2 separate regions of the Homo sapiens genome follow, and region 1 is linked to region 2. Evidence: read pairs that join two places in POLR2A ChIA-PET (ENCODE). Cell type or tissue: MCF 10A. All regions are shown on one strand. Each heading gives the region's core, and the rest is flanking DNA. Links, peaks and the distances in the headings are about the cores only. Region 1 overlaps CROCC (ciliary rootlet coiled-coil, rootletin). Region 2 overlaps ATP13A2 (ATPase cation transporting 13A2).

Region 1 (5,328 bases), core at 1-5,000, 55 kb before region 2:
GTTCTCTGTCTGTCTCTGGTTCTCTGTCTGTCTGTCTATCCCCTCTAGGCGTCAAAGCACAGAAGTTCCATGGGCCCTCCTCATCTCCCCCTCCCCAGTGTCCCATACACCCAAGGGCACTGTCCCTCATTCCCTGGGAGCCTCCCCTGGGCTATTGTTGCTGGTGGGTGGGTGGAGGAGGCGTCCTGGTCCTGGGAGGGACGCCCTGCTCACGAGGCCCCACTCCTACCTGGCCTCCAGCTGGAGGAAGAAAAGTCCGCCCTGCAGGGCCGGCAACGGCAGGCAGAGCAGGAGGCCACAGTGGCGCGGGAAGAGCAGGAACGGCTAGAGGAGCTGCGGTTGGAGCAGGAGGTGGCGCGGCAGGGCCTGGAGGGCTCCCTACGAGTGGCGGAGCAGGCCCAGGAGGCATTGGAGCAGCAGCTCCCCACGCTGCGCCATGAGCGCAGCCAGCTGCAGGAGCAGCTAGCGCAGGTGGGCAAAGCTGTGTGTGGGGGTGGTGTGGAGAGCATGTGGGGCAGGCCGGGCTCCCAGCCCCCTGCATCCAGTCCTGGGTTAAGTCACAGGCACTGGAGCCTGCTTCTGGGTTAAATCCAGCCCCACTTCTGCTAGCTGGGGACCTTGGACAAGCTGCCCAATCTCCCATACCTCAGTTGCCCCATCTATAACATGGGGCCAGCCAGGCGCAGTGGCTCACGCCTATAATCCCAGCACTTTGGGAGGCCGAGGCGGGTGGATCACCTGAGGTCCGGAGATCAAGACCATCCTGGCTAACACGGTGAAACCCTATCTCTACAAAAAATTAGCTGGGCGTGGTGGCACGCGCCTGTAGTCCCAGCTACTTGGGAGGCTGAGGCAGGAGAATCGCTTGAACCCAGGAGGCAGAGGTTGCAGTGAGCCAAGATCATGCCACTGCACTCCAGCCTGGGCAACAGAGCAAGACTCCGTCTCAATAATAATAATAATAATAATAATAATAATAATGATACAGATTAATAATAGGTGGAGACTTTTTAGAATTGGAATCTTAGACTTTTGGGAACATCACATCTGGAAGAGACCTTAATGTTTCAGGGATCCAGGGACCTTCATGCAAGGTCTATCCTGGAGCGCCTAGGTTTCTGGGAGGGGCCTCTAGAGGATGGGGTAGGGGGTGCAGGAAGCAGGGTGCAGGTCTCCACCTTGAGGCCTGCCGAGCAGCTGCACTTGGGTCTGGTTTATATATTCAGCTTCTCTGCAAGTTTAGAGTAATACAAGGGTTCTGTTACTCCCAGAGCTGAGTGAGGGCCCTCATTTTTTTTGTTTCATTTTGTTTTGTTTTTGTTGTTGTTTTTTTTTCCAGACAGAGTCTTGCTCTGTTGCCCAGGCTGGAATGCAGTGGCACGATCTGGGCTCACTGCAACCTCCGCCTCCAGGGTTTAAGCTGTTCGCCTGCCTCAGCGTCCCAAGTAGCAGGGACTACAGGCGTGCACCACCACGCCCGGCTAATTTTTGTATTTTTAGTAGAGACAGGGTTTCACCCCGTTGGCCAGGCTGGTCTTGAACTCCTGACCTCAAGTGATCCACCTGCCAAAGTGCTGGGATTATAGGCACGCACCACCGTACCTGGCTGGGCCCTGGTTTTTGTACACACGTGCATTGCAGATCTAGAGAAGGTCATGACTTGCCCAAGTACATGTAGCACATCAGGGCAGACCCTGGGCTCAAACCCAGGCCTTCTGCCAGGACTGGGTTAGGCCCAGAGTTGGGGTGCTGCACGATGAACAAGCTGGGGGACGCTGGGAGTGCTACTCAGTCTCTGGGTGGGGGCCAGCTCTCCCGGCAGCTGAGCGGGCGGGAGCAGGAGCTGGAGCAGGCCCGGCGGGAGGCCCAGCGGCAAGTGGAGGCGCTGGAGCGAGCGGCCCGTGAGAAGGAGGCGCTAGCCAAGGAGCACGCTGGCCTGGCTGTGCAGCTGGTGGCTGCGGAGCGTGAAGGCAGGACCCTGTCAGAGGAGGCCACACGCCTGCGGTAAGGCCTTGGGCTCTGCCCAACCCGCCCTGGGGGGTCCTCCTGGGGCCACACCATGACCAGCCACACGCAGGCACGGGCCCCCAGGGGCAGTTACTAAGGAGTCTGGCTTGCCGACTCGTCCTAGCTGTGGCTCAGGCTTCCCCAGGGAGTGTGGGCCTGGCCAGGCAGGTAGATTGGCACTTGGCCCATGCCTGGCCACTCCCTGAGATCCACAGTTTCCTGGGGCCAGGGAGGCTGAGTCCCAGGGCCTCAGGGACTGTATGTGCTGCAGCTTGGAGAAGGAAGCCCTGGAGGGCAGCCTGTTTGAGGTGCAACGGCAGCTGGCCCAGCTTGAGGCCCGCCGGGAGCAGCTGGAAGCCGAGGGGCAGGCCCTGCTGCTGGCCAAGGAGACCCTGACTGGTACGAGGGGCTGGGGACTTGGGGGGAACACCAGGTTCCAGCCCAGACTGCAGCCTCCCAAGGTCTGGGGTCTCACAGAAGTTGGGAGCACTGGAGTAGGAGTCTGGCTGGCCTGGGTTCCAGTCCTGTGCCACCACTTAGATCTCACCTTCCCTTGAGCAAGCCCCTTTCCTCTCTGGGCTGCAGATTCCTCAGCTGATGATTGGAGGTGGCAATGCCCACCTTCTAAGCCTGTTGCCAGGATGACGTGGGAAAAGCGTGTAAGGCCGTGGCACGGTGCCTGGCTGAGTCAACAGTAACTGCCGTTCATCGGTCATCAGGCCTGTTAGTCTGAGTTCTCTGTGCTTTTCAGATGACTCTCTTGGCCCCAGAATCCCAGCCCCACTTCCCTGCACCGTTCCCATCCAGTCTCTGAACTCAGGGCTTCTTTCTGCTCACCTAACATTAACTAAGCACCTACTTGGGTCATGGAAATTAATTTTCCTGTCCATGTACACCTGAGCCAGACAGAACCAGGAAGGGAAATGCTGGTGGGTTTCCAACCCGGGAGATGGTTTTTAGATGGTAGCTATACCATTTCCATTCCCTGTAGTCATTTCCATTAATATAAATAGTTAACGTTTGACGGGTATGTTCATGTCAGTCATTAAAGGAGATGCTTTATGTGTAGCTGTGCAGCTGTGGGAAGTTGCTGCTGATCTCTGAGCCTCCATTTCATCATCTGTTAAATGGGGATGAGGATAAACTACATAGGCATGTTATGAAGACAAAATGAGGTTATGTCTAAAATACTTAGCTGGGCGCTTGACCCATAGTAAGTGCTCAGTCAGGAATAGGGTTGTTTTTTGTTTGTTTGTTTTGAGACAGAGTTTCACTCTTGTTGCCCAGGCGGGAGTGCAATGGCACTATCTCGGCTCACCTCAACCTCTGCCTTCTGGGTTCAAGCGATTCTCCTGCCTCAGCCTCCCAAGTAGCTGGGATTACAGGCATGCATCACCATGCCTGGCTAATTTTATATTTTTAGTAGAGACGGGGTTTCGCCATGTTGGTCAAGCTGGTCTCGAACTCTTGACCTCAGGTGATCCACCCGCTTTGGCCTCCCAAACTGCTGGGATTACAGGCATGAGCCATCACGCCCAGCCTGTTTGTTTTTTGAGACAGAGTCTCACTCTTGTTGCCCAGGCTGGAGTGCAATGGTGCGATCTCGGCTCACTGCAACTTCTGCCTCCTGCATTCAAGCGATTCTCCTGCCTCAGCCTCCCAAGTAGCTGGGACTACATATGCCCGCCACCATGCCTGGCTAATTTTTGTATTTTTGGTATAGACAGGGTTTCGCTGTGTTGGCCAGGCTGGTCTCAAACTCCTGACCTAAGGTGACCTACCTGACCCAGCCTCCCAGAGTGCTGGATTACAGGCATGAGCCACTGCGCCCGGCCTATTTGTTTTTTTGAGGCAGAGTCTCACTCTTGTTGCCCAGGCTGGAGTGCAGTGGTGCAATCTCAGCTCACTGCAACTTCTGCCTCTTGGGTTCAAGCGATTCTCCTGCCTCAGCCTCCCTGAGGCTGGGACTACATACGCCTGCCACCACGCCTGGCTAATTGTTGTATTTTTAGTAGAGACAGGGTTTCACCATGTTGGCCAGGTTGGTCTTGAACTCCTGACCTAAGGTGATCCACCTGCCCCAGCTTCCCAAAGTGCTGGGATTACAGGCGTGAGCCAAGGCACCTGACCTAGGGTTGTTATATGTTTGACATCCGTCCCATTTGGGAGGCCTTCTCATCAGTCATTTTATGCCTTTAATGCCATTCTAGGTAGGCAGGAAAGGGGTCAGGGCCAGTGGGCCCATGTAGCATATAGGGAAACTGAGGCCCAGAGAGGGCAAGCCACTTCAAGAGGACCCAAACTAGATGCCAGGCAGGCCCTCTGCCTCTGGGATTTTGCCCATGTGGCTCACCTGGCCTAAGTCTGCTGGCCCAAGGAAAAGTTTCAACCCAACCCTGCCCTTTCCCCCATTCCTCTCGTGCAGGGGAGTTGGCGGGCCTGCGGCAGCAAATAATAGCTACACAGGAGAAAGCCAGTCTAGACAAGGAGCTGATGGCCCAGAAGCTGGTGCAGGCTGAGCGGGAGGCCCAGGCCTCTCTGCGGGAGCAGCGGGCAGCTCACGAGGAGGACTTACAGCGACTCCAGCGTGAAAAGGTTCAGGCAGCTGGGGAGGGGTGGGCAGGACTCTGAGCCAGTGTTTCATCATCGTTCTTGCTCTGCCTCGGTCTCTACATCTGTGAAATGGGACTTCCTCTCTGTTGTGGAGGTCCTGGGGACAGCTAGGAGGACTGGGGGGATGGGGAGGTTGTGGTTCTTATTAGACATGCAGATTCCCAGGTCCCAAATCTGGTCCAGCCCTGGTAATCCTGATGCAGAGGGTCCACAACCACATTTGGGAAATACTGACCTAATGTACAGCAGGAAAGCACTTTCATTTGCTAAGAAGTACTGTTTGCATATGAAGAGCCACTCAGACCTCAGCATATAGAAAGGCAAGGGGCCAGGGAAGTTACTAGAACACTGACTCTGGGTTTGAATTGCCTGGGTTTGAATCGAATCTTGGTCGCTTACTGGTGATGCTACCCAAGGTGTCCGTGCCTTCATTTCCCCACCTGTAGAAATAGGGATAGGATAGTGAAAGGTATTGAAGATGAGCTGAGACCATCTGCATAGAGGGCTTAGCATAGTGACTGGTACTTAGCAAATGCTCCATAAGTTATGATTGCTGGCACTGACATGCTCTCCAGAGTGGCCCTCGGGACAGGGGCCCTCAGCCACCAAATCCTAGACAGGGCTGCCTCTGACAGAGGTGCAGGCTATGACTGCATGGCTCCAGGGCATGCCACTCACCCTGCAGTACCCCTGGCCTTGGGTGGTTGT
Region 2 (5,365 bases), core at 58-5,057:
CCTGCCCCCGATCAGAGGGCTGGGATGTTCACACTTTATTCTAGTTGTGTCCAGGTCACTGGCTTCTCTTTGTCCCTGTGTGACCTTGGCCATGTCACAGCCTCCAACTGAAGCTTGGATTTCTCAGGTGTGAACAGTGCAGTCCCAGGCCCAACCCACGGGACTGTTGGGAGCATGAAAGTGGAGGACGCACAGAGAGGACCCAGGCTCTAGGGCGTGTCTCTGGGGACCCCATAGATGCTCAGGCTGCGTGGATTTGCCTCTTGGCCTCCAATCCCTATGAGTGGGGCCCCAATCTGTGACCCAAGCCTTGGGCAGAACCTCCAATTCCTGGACCTGGTCTCTCTGGCTAGGCTGACTGCGGCAGGTTCTGAGATGACGATCCACTATGGAGAAGGGGACAGCTGGTCTGGTTGCCACCGTAAAGTGGCCCAGAGGAGGCAAGCCCTGGGCCAAGGTCACACAGCACGCCAGGCAGGGCTGGGGCAAGACCCAGGGACAGCCCTACCTCGTCCACCAGCAGCTGGGGGTAGGACTTGACCGGTATGCTGATCACGTTGGGGCCGTAAATGGCCTTCCTGGAAGAGGGGATGAGGCCAAGCCATCAGAAGGAGGAGCTGTGGCTGGACCCTCCCGGGGTGAAGGAGCTCCCCACTTTCAGCTGGGGGAACTGAGGCCCAGAGAAGGCAGGTGACTGGAAGGCAACCACATTGGGGGGCAACACAAGGAGCCCCAGTTCTCAGGGCACCCCGGTCCAGGGCAGCACTGACCTCACCATTTGGTCCTGGAGGCTGAGGCCATGGCGGGAGCGGTGGACGTCGTCACAAGAGCGGCCATGGTCCAGGAGGCTGGGGGTGGGTGCGAGGGGACACGCATGGGCCATGGGGCCTGAGGTCTGCATCCCCCACCCTGTGCAGGCTGGAGACTATGGGCTCTAGGCCCCCCATCCCCGTTCTGCCACACTGAGCTCCTGGGAGCAAGTAAGCCCCCTTGAACCCAAGGCTTGGCTTTGCCCTTTTGTTCCTCTCACTGGGTTCCAAACCAAGTCACTGAAGAAGGAGAACAGCGAGAGATGATGCTAATAATATGAACAGTGAAAAGAGTAGCTGTTATTTAGTGATAAGGGCACTATTTACACTGATGATACCCTGGGCAAGTCACTTAACCTCTCTGTGCCTCAGTTTTCTCATCTGCAAAATGGGGGCAGTGACAGCACCTACCACATAGGGCCATGGGTAGATTAAGTGGGGCAAGCCTCGGGGACTGCTTTGGACGTGCCTGCCACTTGCTAAGTGATGAATGCACGGGTGATTTTTGCTATTATCCCCATCATGCAGCAGAGGCTGTTGCTGCCATCCCCATCTCCCCTCTGCCTCACCTCCACATGACAGCTGGACCCTGAAAACACCTGTCTTTACCTGAGGCCTTCTGGCTGCATGTGAATCCCCTGCCTGTGAGCCCGGAAAGCGTGGAAGACTTTGTGTCCCGTGACTGATAATGGCAGGGAATTTGATGGTAACTGTCCTCACTCCCTGTGTGAGGTCGCCCAGAGGTGTGTGGTCTACGCTGGCCCAAGGAGATCCCCAGGCGACTGAAGTCCGGGTGTCCACAGCTGTGGCAGCCAGCATAACCTCCCTCCGTGCTTCCATCCCTTCCCCAGCACTGCCTGGGATCAGCTTCAAAACAAACTCCCTGCCCTTGAGCCCTTGTCTGGGGGTCTGCTTCTGCGGCATTCAAACTAAAGTGTGTGAGCAGGGCCCGGTGGCTCATGCCTGTAATTCTAGCACTTTGGGAGGCTGAGGCGGGTGGATCACCTGAGGTCAGGTATTTGAGAACAGCCTGGCCAACATGGTGAAACCCCGTCCCTACAAAACATGCAAAAATTAGCTGGGTGTGGTGGCATGCACCTGTAATCCCAACTACTCGGGAGGCTGAGGCAGGAGAATCGCTTGAACCCAGGAGGCGGAGGTGCAGTGAGCCGAGAATGCGGCATTGCACTCCAGCCCGGGCAACAAGAGTGAAACTCCATCTTAAAAAACAAACAAACAAACCAAAAAAACCACACACACACACACACACACACACACACACACACACATACACACAAACTAAGGTGTGTGGTGAGCTTGTGTTTCTTTTTCTTTTTTTTTTTTTTTGAGATGGAGTCATGCTCTGTCATCCAGGCTAGAGTGCAGTGGCGCGATGTTGGCTCACTGCAACCTCTGCCGCCCAGGTTCAAGCGATTTTCCTGCCTCAGCCTCCCAAGTAGCTGGGATTACAGGCACATGCCATCACGCCCAGCTAATTTTTGTGTTTTTAGTAGAGATGGGGTTTCAGCATCTTGGCCAGGCTGATCTTGAACTCCTGACCTCGTGATCCACCTGTCTTGGCTTCCCAAAGTGCTGGGATTACAGGGGTGAGCCACCGCACCCAGCCTGAGCTCATGTTTCTTAAGCCTTTTGTAGGTGGCAGAGCAGTGACTAAACCCCAAGCAGACAGTCTGAGTACAGAGCTGATAGTCTGATTCACAGTGGTGTCACAACCTCAGATCACATTCGGTGCCAAGCTCTACATAAATTATTATCTATTTCACCATCAAAACAATCCTAGGAGGCAGAAGTTATCTTCATGCCCTATTTATAGACAGAGATCCCAGGCCTGGAGGGGCTCAGTAACCTGCCCAAGGTTTCAGACAGCAAAAGCATCAGAGCTGAGAGGGGAGCCCAGGCCATGCCATGCCACCGTCTGTGCCCAAACCAGTGCCACTCTGGGAGGTGACATGAGCCACACAGGCCCTGACTCCTACCTGACCTGGTAGAAGGCTTGCTGGGTCTCGATCCAGATATAGCGCTGGCCCTGGAAGAGGTAATACCGCAGCACCCGCTTCTGGGTGGGAGAGAGGAGAGGATGGGTTGGAAGCTGGCCCCGGCCCCAGAAGCAGTGTGCTTATGCTGGGAGCCGAGGGATGGGGGTAGGGGGCAGGGACTGGTGTCACCAGACAGAGAGGTGGGGAGAGGCCTGAAAGTGTAAACGTGCTCAGACAGCATCCTGGATGTTTGGGACAACAGAACTAAAAGGTGGTGGGAGAACATGAAGTCTGACTCTCCCATTGCACAGATCATGAAACCGAGGCCGAGAGAGGGGCAAGGACTTTTTCAGAACCCACCTGTCCGACACTCACCGCCTCCTCGCTCTTGTGGAGCTGGGCCGTATCCTTCCAGGCACCCTCTGGTACCGCCCCAACTGCCGCCTGGCTCCGGCCATCCTCTGCCTGGGACTGTGGGGACGGCTCCAGGCTGGGGAAGCAGGTGAGGGTTACTCTCGAGCTCTGGGAGCTGCCCTGGCACCTCCCTGTGCTCACAGAGCCATCTTCCCTCCCTAGGATGGGAGGCGCCAGAGTCAGCCTTTATGGGGGGGCCGAGGGTTGGGGAAGTTGGGGAGGCCAGGGTAGCAGGGGCTTCTGGGAAGGGGCAATGGGGCTGCCTCACCTGCCCTCGCCGATGGCCTCAGTCTGCACCTGGACAGTGAAGAGCTGCCAGGAACTATCCTGGAACACAGAGGTATGGACTCAGTCTCAGAAGAGTCCCCTCCCCTCCCAGGCCCTGTCCTACAGCCAGGCGGCCCCTGCTGGAGAAGGCAGAAATCAAGGCTATGGAGAGCCCTCCAGAAACCACCCGACCCGTCCCTTCTGCCCAATGCTCAGATGGGAAAGCTGAGGTCCAGAGAAGAGCGGGACCTGCCTAATGTCCCATGGAAAGTCAGTGGCCGGGTTGGCACCCAAGCATCCTCCACCCCCGACCCTGACCCTCACTGCGCTTCTCTAGCCCCAGGCTCAGCCTGACTCTCACCTCTTTGTCTCTTATTTCGATAACGAGTGTTTCGGCGTGGGCCAGGTTGCAGGGCCGGAGCCGCAGCCGCACCCCCCACAGGGGCTTCCAACGGAAGAGCAGCAAAGGGATCCCAGCCATCATCCAGACCACGACGTGATAGCCGATGACCCTCCATGGACTGCCACAGTAGCCGCTGAGCCTCTGCGAACGCAGCGAGAGAGGGCCCAGGTCGGGGTGGGAACGGGGCTGGAGTAGGAAGTTGGGGTGTCTGGGTGGGCCTGGGCATTCACCCCCTGCAGCTTTTCCCCACCCCACTCTGCCCACTTACCACGGATGAAACTGAGGAGCTGAGGGGATCTATTGATGTCCCTATCGTCAGGGTCCCATAACCGGTGGGCGTGCTGCCCACGAGAGGGCTGCTGTCTGTGGACAGAAAAGAGAAAGGTCATTTGGGGAGGCACCTTCTCCTCTTGCTTCCTTAAAAACAATAAACATCAGCCTGGGCGCGGTGGCTCACGCCTGTAATCCCAGCACTTTGGGAGGCCGAGGCGGGTGGATCACCTGAGGTTAGAAGTTCGAGATCAACCTGGCTAACATGGTGAAACCCATCTCTACTAAAAATAAAAAAAATTAGCCGGGCGTGGCAGCGCGTGCCTGTAATCTCAGCTACTCAGGAGGCTGAGGCAGGGGAATCACTTGAACCTGGGAGGTAGAGGTTGCAGTGAGGCAAGATCACACCACTGCACCCCTGCCTGAGCAACAGAGTGAGACTCCATCTCAAAAAACTAAACAAAACAAAACACAAAACAGTAAGCACCTGGTCTGACAGAGCCCAAAGCTCATGTCTTCCTGTGTCCTTTATCTGGCTCTTCTTTCCGTCGGTTCTTACTTACCGTATCTTTTTTTTTTTTTTGAGACGGAGTGTCACTCTGTCACCCAGGCTGGAGTGCAGTCACTTGATCTCAGCTCACTGCAACCTTTGCCTCCCAGGTTCAAGCGATTCTCCTGCCTCAGCCTCCCGAGTAGCTGGGATTATAGGCATGCACCACCATGCCCAGCTAATTTTTGTATTTTTAGTAGAGATGGGGTTTCACCATGTTGGCCAGGCTGGTCTCGAACTCCTGACCTCAAGTGATCTGCCCACTTTGGCCTCCCAAAGTGCTGGGATTACAGGCATGAGCCACCGTGCTTGGCCAGTAGTGTCTTGTTTCCTTGCGTGTGTCGGTCTTTCTGCTGGGTATGGCCCAGAATTGGAGAATGGGGCCTGGACAGTGCCCCAAGCCCCCATGGTGCTCGTGCATCCAGCCATTAGCTTCCTTGGAGCTCTGGGTCTCACTTTTCTATCCTCATCCAGTCCCCACCCTGAGGGCAGGGGTCAGGGATGCTTATCTTCATTCCATGCCCGTGCCCAGCCCAGGTCTGGCAGTGAGGAGATGCAAAGTCAAGTCTGGACTAATAAACGGTCAGCCCTGCAGGCCTATCTTTACAGATGGGTAAACTGAGACTTGGGGAATGGTATCAGGTGGTTCTATTGC

Evidence for each region. Peaks named below come from ENCODE experiments on the same cell type or tissue, not always from the same donor. Only the 100,000 strongest peaks of a DNase experiment are listed, where the experiment ranks them.
Region 1: POLR2A ChIA-PET joins it to region 2 with 6 read pairs; 12 of 35 experiments call an interaction of 5 or more read pairs at or near these places.

Annotation. Positions count from the first base shown.
Region 1 is chr1:16,946,521-16,951,848 of GRCh38, forward strand. It overlaps CROCC (ciliary rootlet coiled-coil, rootletin), which reads left to right. Exons shown (of 37, transcript NM_014675.5): 17 at 241-471; 18 at 1,811-2,004; 19 at 2,279-2,406; 20 at 4,433-4,602. Among named protein-coding and RNA genes, the nearest start is that of CROCC, 27 kb to the left of the region's middle. In MCF 10A, for the core only: a CTCF peak has its summit at 1,192 (motif pointing left); DNase peaks (open chromatin) are centred at 2,161 and 2,690.
Region 2 is chr1:17,001,526-17,006,890 of GRCh38, forward strand. ATP13A2 (ATPase cation transporting 13A2) reads right to left here. Exons shown (of 29, transcript NM_022089.4): 2 at 4,159-4,253; 3 at 3,849-4,031; 4 at 3,489-3,547; 5 at 3,167-3,296; 6 at 2,807-2,886; 7 at 771-848; 8 at 509-578. Among named protein-coding and RNA genes, the nearest start is that of ATP13A2, 7.7 kb to the right of the region's middle. In MCF 10A, for the core only: no CTCF peak of the experiment used is centred there; a DNase peak (open chromatin) is centred at 2,506.